2 separate regions of the Homo sapiens genome follow, and region 2 is linked to region 1. A link is a contact called in ENCODE Hi-C or POLR2A ChIA-PET data. All regions are on one chromosome and are shown on one strand. The core of a region is the stretch at or near the end of the contact, and the rest is flanking DNA. Distances in the headings are between cores, read along the strand shown.

Region 1 (5,271 bases), core at 695-3,194:
ACCTGGGTTAAGACTCCAGCACCACTGATTGATTGCAAGCTAAGGGAGCTTTACCAATTATCTCAACATCTATGGAGTCAAAGAGTTTTAATATAATTATAATATAATCTAAAAATGTCTACAACATAGGTGGTACTGAGGCTCAAATGAGAAAATAAATGTGAAAGTTTTTATAAAACTTTAAAGCAGCTGGGTGGCTCATGCCTATAATCCCAGCACTTTGGGAGGCTGAGGTGGTTGGATTACTTGAGTTCAGGAGTTCAAGACCAGCCTGGGCTGCATGGGCAGAGAGACCTCATTTCTACCAAAAATACTAAAAATTAGCCAGATATGGTGGTGCACACCTGTAGTCCCAGCTACTTGGGAGGCTAAGGCCAGGGGATTGCTTTAGCCAGGGAGGCAGAGGTTGCAGTGAGCCAAGATCGTGCCACTACATGCCAGCCTGGGCAACAGAGTGAGACCCCATCTCAAAATAGAAGAAGGAGAAGAAGGAGAAGGAGAAGGAGAAGAAGACAAAAACCTTTAAAACATATAAGAATGCAAACCAAAAAAATTCTAAGCCCCCCAACCAACCAAATGGATCTCCCTTTTGGCAAAAATGATTCCAAAGAAACCTGAAAAACTAATTTAGACCATGATCGGAAGTGGGGGGCCGTTGGACATGGCTCATTATATTCTCCCCCTTTTAAAGATCTGAATAGCAAGCATTTGCCATCTATTGTATCTAAGGGCTGCAACCTACGAGACTTCATCTACATAATAAAAACCTTGGTTTCTACAGCCCGTTATCTTAACCCAGACACTCTTTTCTATTGATTCCCAGTCTTTAGATAATAACTTAACTCTTTAAACCAATTGCTAATCAGAAAATCTTTAAATCTACCTATGACCTGGAAGCCCTTTTCCTCACCACCTCCCCCACAGCTCCACATTGTCTTGCCTTTCCAGACCAAACCAATATGTACCTCACATGTACTGATTGATATCTTATGTCTCCCTAAAACATATAAAACCAGGCTGTAACCCAACCACCTTGGGCACATGTTCTCAGGACCTCTTGAGGTTGTGTCACAGATCATGGTCCTTACATTTAGCTCAGAATAAATCTCTTTAAATATTTTACAAAGTTTGGCTATTTTCATCAACAAGAATTAACAACCATATTCTGATTATAATAATTACTGTATGCCTGACAGCATCCTGAGAACTTTTCCTCATGCAATCTTTCCAACATCCTTCTTGAAAAAATTCCATGACTTCTCCTCCACTGTGGACCAGCACAAAAGGGCTTCTGAGAGTTTTGGTAATTTGCTATGGGCATAAATCTAATGCCTTGTGGAGCTGTGGCTTTCTGAGACCCAGGTCTTGCATACTTCACAGGCCATAATTGTGAGCATTACATGACTGTCTTCTCCTCTGATTTATGTATGAAGGGACTCCAAATATATAAGAAGATGCTACCACACCCTGGGAGATTGGATTCCCCACTGCGCTGGCTTTCTCAAGCTCTGTGAAATGTGATGTTGGCTGGAACTTATCATGAAGAGCTTTGCTGTAAAACAGATCTGGGGTAAAGTGGGTCTTAAAAATCCTTTCTCTATACATCCATGTAGATAGAGACCATCTCCATTAACAGAAGAGGGAATGATGCCATTCTTATAAAGAAGCTGTACTGTGGGCACATTTATTCCTAAGTTGATAGTAGCTATTTTAACTATGAAAAGGATCTGCCCAGATGAAAGAGGGGCTGCCTGTGGAGCACAGCTGGATGGGGGAAGCAAGGTTTTCTGCTGGGACACCTGGCTTTGTTTATCAGGGGCTTTATTGAGACTTCTCTGTTTCATCACCCCATTCATTTCCTACCCATTCTTCTATATCTCTGCTTTTCTTTTGCAAACGTTTTTCACCTCTCCTCTTCTGCGTCTTACTGTCACAATGATCACTCACTGATAATTTAATCAAATGTGTCTAACGTCTTGAACTGACAAGTGAAATAGTCTCACAAAAATAAAATGGGGAAATGAAAATGAATAGTAGCTTAAAATGATATCTAGCCAACTTTCAATTTCCCCGTTACACTGACAGAAACAGAGAACACAGTAGCAAGAAGATACTCCAAAGAAATTACTTAAAATATCACTTTACCTCTCTCCCTAATCACCTGTTTAGCAAATGATAATACCTAATTTATTAAACTGTTACTTCATGAGTTTCAAAATGGGCAAATAATTAATATGAGATAAAGGGAGAAAATAAGCAAAAAGAGATATAAGACAATTTATATGCTACACTATGCTATAAACATACTATGTTATGTATAATTATACATATTTAATATATAATTTTCATTATATATCACAGATAATTACATTTCATATATTATATGCTAATATGTGACATATTATGGTATAGAATAATTATATTATGTATCAAATGTGTGTGTGATATGTATTTATGTACTTTTAGTCTGAAGAGTAAAATTGCATCATAAAGATTCTTACTGAATTTCCTTGATTTGGTAAAATCACGTATTCAAGTGCATATGTTCCAAAGTGCTGTTCTGTTGATATAATAGGAAAAAAAACCCTATTATCACAAAGGAATTGGGCTGTGTGTACAGTTAACTCCAAATCATTATTTTACCCTATATAGCATTATTTTTGAGATTTGACACAATTTTCCAGAGGAAAAATTTTAAATGCAAGAATTAGATCTTACCCTTTAGGACAACCTGCTTGCTGTCTCCCAGACAGTGTATCTTATTTCACATGTGCCCTGTATATTATGGAATTGCCTCCCTTGGAAAAACAACCAGAAAGCCCCAGAAGCACGTGGTAGAGGTAGTCAGGTTCATCTCCAAGTAACAAAGGAAGCTGAGACCTGGGTTAATAAAACAAGCCCAATTTAGTCTGCTCTTGTTTGGAAATTTCACCTTCAAAGGTGTTTTCTGGCTTGAGTTAGATTTAAGTTTCTGGGTATAAGTAGTGGAAGTTGTTTAGATATCCAGCATTTAGTAGACTCCTTTGTGTATTTGAGGAATTCCCTAATTAGGTCTTTGTATTAGTCTATTTTCATGAAGCTGATAAAGACAATTTACAAAAGAAAGAGAGGTTTAATCAACTTACAGTTCCACGTGGCTGAGGTAGCCTCACAATCTTGGCAGAAGGCAAGGAGGAGCAAGTCACATCTTACATGGATGGCAGCAGGCAAAGAGAGAGAGCTTGTGCAGGGGAACTTCTCTTTTTAAAAAACCATCAGATCTCATGAGACTTATTCACTATCACATGAACAGTACAGGAAAGACCCACTCCCATAATTCAGTCACCTCCCACCAGGTTCCTCCCATGACTCACGGGAATTGTGGGAGTTACAATTCAAGATGCGATTTGGGTGGGGACACAGCCAAACCATAGCAGTCTTTGTGGGAGATGAGACCTGCTCCCACTAGTGAAGCTAGAAGAAGTAGATTACCCCCTTTTTCCACCTCCCAGTCATAAAGTAGGCATTGTGGCCTGGGCTCAGCCAGTTTGGTTTTAAAACTGAAGCTGGTGATCAGAGTGGAGCAGGAGACATCAACTCTGGCAGCTGCAAAGCCCACACTGCCTGGCCTCAGGGGAAGCAGTGCTGAGGTCAGCAGCAGCCAGCTGCGGCCTGCTTAGCATGTGCTGGGCCTGGCCTTGACTGTGATTTCAGCTATCCAGCTTCTGTTGTTTTCTGCTTGTTCAGTTCCTGCATCTTTGCTCATCAGTATCATCCATTCAATTTCACTCTGGTTTAAGTCAAAGGGAGTTGGTTTCTCTTACTTAAAACCAAAAGCTCTGAAAGAATACTACAGATATATCTTTTTCACAAACCTGTGTTTTGTCCCAATGCAACATTTGTTTCCATAGTCTTATTTATTCTATGTAGAGCTAATCATAACTCAAACAGATTGTGGTCTGGGAGTAATATCTGAACTAATAAAAATACTGAATTACGCATTTTTTCTAAATGCAGTATTACTCCCTTCAAATGTATGAAATGATTGGAATGAGCTTATTCTAGTTCCTGGAGGAAAATTATGTTAAAAAAATTCATTAAAATGAGCTCTGTTTAGCAAATAAATGACTTGTTAACAAAGAGAGGCTCCTATGGTTTTAAGAGTAAGTTGAAAGTTTGGTATCTCAGGAAATTATAAATATCCAGTGGCCTATATTGTTTGTGATACTAATTGAGTAAACAGAACCTCAGACGCTGGGATTTGCCTTCAAGGAAATCAATGGGAAAGAAATCAAGATCGTCCCCATTTTCAAACTCTTCTTCTGGATTACGACTTTGGTTCCTTTGCTGAGGATGTGGAGATGTAGGAGAAGTAGGGGGATTCTTGTTTAAAATGAAGATATTCCTGGATAATTGATGTATGAGTAAAGTGTTAGGGGATTAAGTTGCTATTCATTATGAAAGTAAGTTAGAGGAAATGGGACATAAGAGAGCCATGTTTTGAAAGTAGAGTGCTGGGTAATAGCCAAGAGATAGTCCCAGCCTGGGGCCACAAAGGGACAGCGTGAAGACCATAAAGGAGAGATGGGGAAGCTGGGAGGGCAAGAAGACCTTCAAGTGGGGTGCGGAGGGGGGAACAAAAGGCTAACTATGACCTTCACTATTTTGTCCAGTTCAGTTCAGTTCTGTTGATGCCAGAATTCCTACCCATTCTGAAGCAGTGGAACTTAGTTAACAATAATTTGTTATGATGTGAAAAAGGCCCCATTCTGCATTTTAAGACAAGTTAATAAGGTGGGGTGCAATGACTCACACCTGTATTTCCCAGCACTTTGGGAAGCTAAGGTGGGAAGATCGCTTGAGCCCAGGAGTTTATGACCCGCCTGAGCAACACTGCGACACCCTATCTCTGCAAAAAATAAAAAATTAACTGGGTGTGGTGGTGCTTACTTGTCCCAGCTACTCAGGAGGCTGAAGCAGGAGGATATCCCTTGAGCCCAGGAGTTAGAGGCTTCAGTGAGCCATGACCATGCCACTGCTTTCCTGGGACACAGAGCAAGACCCTATCTCTCTTAAAAAAAAAAAAAAAAAAAAAAAAAAAGCAGTTTATAGGAAGATTGGTCTATCCCCTCAACTTTTTAAGGTAAGCTTTTTTTAATGTTCAACCTAAATATCCTTTTATTATCAATTTATTTTACCATTTAGGCCTCTAAATTGTGATTCAAATATGCTGGCATTTTGCCTCAGAAAAGAGCACATTTAGTCCCTGGGCTGGCCAAGAAATAAATAGTT
Region 2 (5,271 bases), core at 1,871-4,370, 40 kb before region 1:
AGATGATGACAAGTTCCAGGTTGTGACCCTGGGATGCTGCGTTGGAGTGGAGGTCAAGCTCTGGGGGGGGCGGCAGCAGCTTTCAGACTGCGAAAGTCCATGACTTGCCCATCCACTGAAAAGGAAGTAACCGCCCCCTGCACAGCCTTGTTTTTGTGCCTTCTACCTACGTTACCAGCTGTGAAATAAAACTAACCGTTGTTACCACTTCAAGCACTTGGGGTTTGTTTTGTTTCTTTTTGAACTGAAGTAACCATGGGTACCTGGTAACCTTGGATAGATAAGTGTGTATCTGAGTTTCCCTCTGAAAACCAAGCTGTTGATGGATTTCCTTGACAGTGTATTCTTTCCTGTAACTAATATTAAATCTAAAAAAAAATGAAATTGCTGGAAAAGTACCCATTTATGTTATGCTTTATTCCTCTAGTTAACTGATAGGGTGATTTTTTTTTTTTGAAACAGAGTTTCGCTCTTGTTGCCCAGGCTGGAGTACAATGGCGCCATCTCAGCTCATCGCAACCTCTGCCTCACGGGTTCAAGCAATTCTCCTGACTCAGTGTCCTGAATAGCTGGGATTACAGGCATGCGCCACCATGCCCAGCTAATTTTGTATTTTTACTAGAGACTGGGTTTCTCCAGGTTGGTCAGGCTGGTCTCGAACTCCCAACCTCAGATGATTTGCCCATCTCGGCCTCCCAAAGTGCCGGGATTACAGGTGTGAGCCACCACGCCTGGCGGTGATTTTTTTTAATACAGGAATTTCAGGCTTGGTCTGGGGAAAATGTATAAACAAAAATTCCCTGAAATATGCAAGTTTACTATTATGATTTGCCCTGAAAATAATATGCTGATCAACTCTATGCTTTTTTTCATGTATATTTGTTAAATTCTGGTTCTTAATTACAGCTTTGCATCACAAACAATGGTTACGTAAGTGTTTTGTTGTGTTTTGCTTTGCTTTGCCTTATTTTACAAATTTGATTGTGGTTTCTGAAAAGCCTTGAATTATTTCAAGGAGTTATTTATTCGTGTAGATGAATATCTCTATCCAATAGACCTGGAAGCTGATACTAAAACGGCTGACCAAAAGATAGATGCATTTGTGACCCTTGTCTCCCCAGAAACTACTGGAAGGACCAAATTTATGATCACAACAACCTTTGGTGCTGGCCTTTGTGCAATTTCCTTGCTAGGGCTCTGTGGCCTCTCTCATAGCAACCTAGCTAAGGGGAGGGTCCCTATGTGTGTGGGCACCAGCACATAGCGGAATTGAGAGACTTGTGTTTGCATCTTGGGGCTGCCACTTTGTAAGTAGAAAGGCTTTGGTTTCCTCAATTTCACAATGAGATTAGAATATCCTTTTCCTCCCTCACTTCTCCAATAATCTGGATGCTATGCAAAGAGATCAAGTCCCATCACCTCCATCATAACAGGGACTTTTTATTTAAATTTGTGTTGTTCTCTACCATAGTCGCAGCACCCAGGAGAGTGATGGACACGGGAAAGGCTCTCCTAAACAGCTGCTGAATGAATGCATGCATTCATTACTTCACTCTTCTCTCCTTCCCTCTGCATGAGTGAGCGGCTCCTCCTCTTCTCCCACCCATACTGTGGACTTCCAGGACCTCCAATCCTGAGTGAGCATCAGGATGACTCAGGGTTGGGCTGAGGGCCGGGTCGGGGAGGAGCCAGGTTTACAAGCTCATGTCCCTGATTAGACTGGGAATTCCTTGAGGGCAGGGACTGAGTCTCTGGGAGTTCTCACCTCCTGGCTCCCAGCACCTGTTCCGTAAATGCAAAGTGTCGCCCAGAGAAAGTATGCACTCGGCATCTATGGGTCTACTCCTCAGACTGTCTGACTCTGAGACTTGTTAGATCTTGCAGTCCACAGAAGCACTTTACCCAGGTTCCTTCAAAACATCTCCTATCAAGGAGTTTCATCCGGGCTTCTGAGGACCTGGCTTGAGGGAAGGAAGGGGGAATTCCTGACTTCAACATTCCTCACTGCTCTGGACATAAGGGTTCACTTCTGGGGGCACAGGCACGCCCAGCCTCCCCTCTGCTGATGCAGAAAGTGGAGCCGTATTTCACGTTTTGTTCAGGCCCCTCACCCCCAGGGGCCCACAGCCTGGCAATCGATCCCAAAGCCTCTTGCACCGCTCCTCCTAGATGGCCCTAGGACCTCAAGTTTTGAGGGAACAAACATTCTGGTCCAGTACCCTAGAGAACCCGAGTCAATATGGTAGCATGTACGTGAGCCCAACTAATCCTGGGAAACAAAGTTCGTCCCTATGATGAGCATAATTTTCAGAAGGAAGATAGTATATTTTGTAGGAAAGAGCATGGGGTTTGGAGGCCTGGGACTTTGGTTTATGATCTTACAATCTGTCTCCTCTTGCTAGCTTTGTGACCTGTGGTGACTCACTTAGCTTCTCTCACTTATAGATCTGACATCTGCAAAGGAGCATATTAAGCATAGCCACCTCCAGAGTTTTTGTTAGATGAATCAGAGCACAGATCCGTCTCCCTGACTGGTTGCTAATTAATCTGTGTTGCTAATTAACCTTCCCTCCCCTGCAATCCACACCCCAAGCCCTTGGTCATATCACTGCATTGTCCAACAGAAAGGAAGTGTAAGAAATATGGATTCTTCTTTTAAAACCCTGATAAATTACTTAATGGAAGGTGGAGGAGGTTAGGTCTGTTTTGGGTTGAAATGGGTTTTCATGAGTGAGTTGCAGATCACTTAGTCCCCCATCCCTCCCTCAGTTTCCCCTGGAGAGGCTGCACTCCAAGCATATACCTGTCTCCTATCATGTGGAATCCAAGTCAGCTCTTCGTTTCACATCAGCAGGCTTTCTCTTCAAAACAACCCCACTTTGCTACTACATGACCCCCTCTTATACAGAGGAGTTTGCCACAAATTACTCATCAACATGGGTCTGGGCACATAATTGCTTCATCTCCCAGGCTTGGCACATCTGTGTAAATAGTTTTGATTAGTTTCAGTCTCACTTAATAGTAACAGTTGTGTGGGCCAAGGGAGGTTAGGCTTGATCTTAGACTAAACCAATTAGCAGCAAGGCTCCCACTCCCCCGTCTTTCTGCCCCACCCCTGCATCAATGCCTGCATTTGTAGCAGTGAACAATCTCTAAGGTGATTGTGCCAAGTTCTAAGCCGGGACTTTCAAAGACTTGCCTGGGTACTGCCGCCTCTGCACATAAACTTTGAGAGCACTGTCCAGTCTGGACTGAGCCTAGCTACCTCTGCTATAAGTCACCTTTAACGTAAGTTGCTCTTTTGGGGGCTTCCATAGTTTAAATATGTTGAAAGTTGGCCTCTAACGTGAGCTTCACCCAGTAGAGCCAAGTTGCATGGTTTATAAAAAATGTTATTTCAGTTATGTGATATCCTTTAAACACAGAAATGCACTGAAAATGGGCCAGGCATGGTGGCTTATGCCAGTAATCCCAGCACTTTGGGAGGTCAAGGCAGATGGATCACTTGAGATCAGGAGTTTGAGACCAGCCTGACCAACATGATAAAACCCCACCTCTACTAAAAATACAAAAATTAGCTGGGCGTGGTGGCAGGTGCCTGTAATCCCAGCTACTTGAGAGGCTGAGGCAGGAGAATCACTTGAACCTGGGAGGTGGAGGTTGTGGTGAGCCAAGATCATGTCACTGCACTTCAGCCTGGGTGACAGAGTGAGACTCCATATCAAAAAAAAAAAAAAAAAAAAGAAAAGAAAAGAAAAAAGAAACATACCGAATATGTAAAAGCTCCCAATTTTAGCTCAGTGGTTACTTGGCAGATATCAACCCAATGACCACAACCAAGGAGGATTGATTGATTGATTGATTATTTTAGATTCAGGAGGTACATATATTTGTTTGTTACATGGGTATATTACATACCAGTGGGGATTGGGCTTCCAGTGTCCCCAATATACCAGTAGTGAACATTGTACCCAACAGGTAAGTGCTCAACCCTTGTCCTTCTTCCATCCTCTCTGCTTTTGGAGCCCCCAGTGTCTATTATTTCCATCTTTATGATCATTCGTACCCATTGTTTAGTTCCCACTTATAAGTGAGAACACGCGGTATTTGGTTTTCTGTTTTTCAGTTAGTTCACTCAGGATGATGGCCTCCAGCTCCATCCACATTGCCGCAAGAATGGTATATATAAACCATGGAATACTACACAACCATAAAAAGAATGAAATCATTATTTTCATTAGTATTCCATGGTGTATATAGACCACATTTTCTTTATCCAGTCAACCACTGATGGGCACTCAGCTTGGTTCCGTGACTTTGCTATTGTGAATAGTGCTGCAATAAATAGGTATATTATTTATATGGTCTCTTTTCCTTTGGGTAGATACCCACTCATGCACTCATAGGATTGCTGGGTTGAGTAGAAGTTCTATTTTTAGTTCTTTGAAAACTCTCCATACTGTTTATCACAGAGTTGAGCTAATTTACATCCTCACCAACAAAGCGTAAGTGTTCCCTTCTCTCCACATCCATGCCAACATCTGCACAACCAAGGAGGATTTAGCAAGAGGATTTTATTCCTTGCAACTAGTAACAAGAACACCTGGGATAACTCCCAAAGCAGTGCCTCCTCGAGCTGGGGGCTAGGTCCGGTTTTATAAGGATAGGGTAATAAGGTGTGATCTGATTGGATTTCACAATGAAGTGATGTCAAAAGCCACGATCTGACTAGATCCTGCCATGAGGTGATGCCAGGGCTCGATCTGATTGGATCCTGATCCTGCCCTGCAGTGTCCGCTTCTTATTTCAGTCCCCACTCCTCAGTCCAAGCACTTAGGTTCCCCTGTGGTTGCATGCCTTGGCTCATCAGGGCATGCTCATGATCTTCAACCTGGGAGTCCCGGGCAACTGAAAAACAAATCACAACTTTGTTACATAAAAGTTGAACCAGATTGGTCTGGTGCAGCTACAGCACTGGCAATAGTGGAGCCATGGGCTGTGTGTCAGCTGGCAGATGAGCTGGCAGATGATCTGGAAATTAAGGTGGCTGTTTTGCCATCCCGTCTCTTTGAGCTGGTGGAGCCTCTAAGCTGGGACTCTGAGCAGAATCTAGAAATGACTGGTTATCTCCTGTTCACTGATACTCGTCGACTGGAAAATATTACTGGGTACTGAACTGGCACAACTCTGCCTTGAAATGACTCAACCTGCATGAGTGGGGTGAGTCATCGCCCTCTGCCACCTTACAGCACAGGCCCCACGTGTTGGTTT

Evidence for each region. A loop is a pair of places that touch in the nucleus more often than their neighbours do. ChIA-PET counts read pairs that join two places held with the same protein, here RNA polymerase II (POLR2A). Pooled maps may share reads with other maps.
Region 2: a loop to region 1 is called in a pooled map, with 3 times the contacts of the local background. The contact joins two enhancer-like sites. A Hi-C loop is called at or near these places in 3 of 168 maps with a recorded cell type or tissue (endothelial cell of umbilical vein, naive thymus-derived CD4-positive, alpha-beta T cell and natural killer cell), 3 of 37 single-sample maps with no recorded cell type and 9 of 50 pooled maps. POLR2A ChIA-PET finds 5 or more read pairs at or near these places in 16 of 52 experiments (CD4-positive, alpha-beta T cell, CD4-positive, alpha-beta memory T cell, MCF 10A and 9 more).

What each region holds. Positions count from the first base shown.
Region 1 is chr10:33,092,769-33,098,039 of GRCh38, reverse strand. All of the region lies in intron 1 of IATPR (ITGB1 adjacent tumor promoting lncRNA), which reads left to right. Among named protein-coding and RNA genes, the nearest start is that of IATPR, 21 kb to the left of the region's middle. RefSeq lists an enhancer at 1,408-2,073. Within about 2 kb of position 1,944, at least 2 of the 41 ENCODE cell types and tissues checked have a DNase peak (open chromatin) inside an H3K27ac peak, as active enhancers do.
Region 2 is chr10:33,134,205-33,139,475 of GRCh38, reverse strand. No RefSeq gene overlaps it. Among named protein-coding and RNA genes, the nearest start is that of IATPR, 20 kb to the right of the region's middle. RefSeq lists an enhancer at 4,510-5,271. Within about 2 kb of position 3,120, at least 6 of the 41 ENCODE cell types and tissues checked have a DNase peak (open chromatin) inside an H3K27ac peak, as active enhancers do.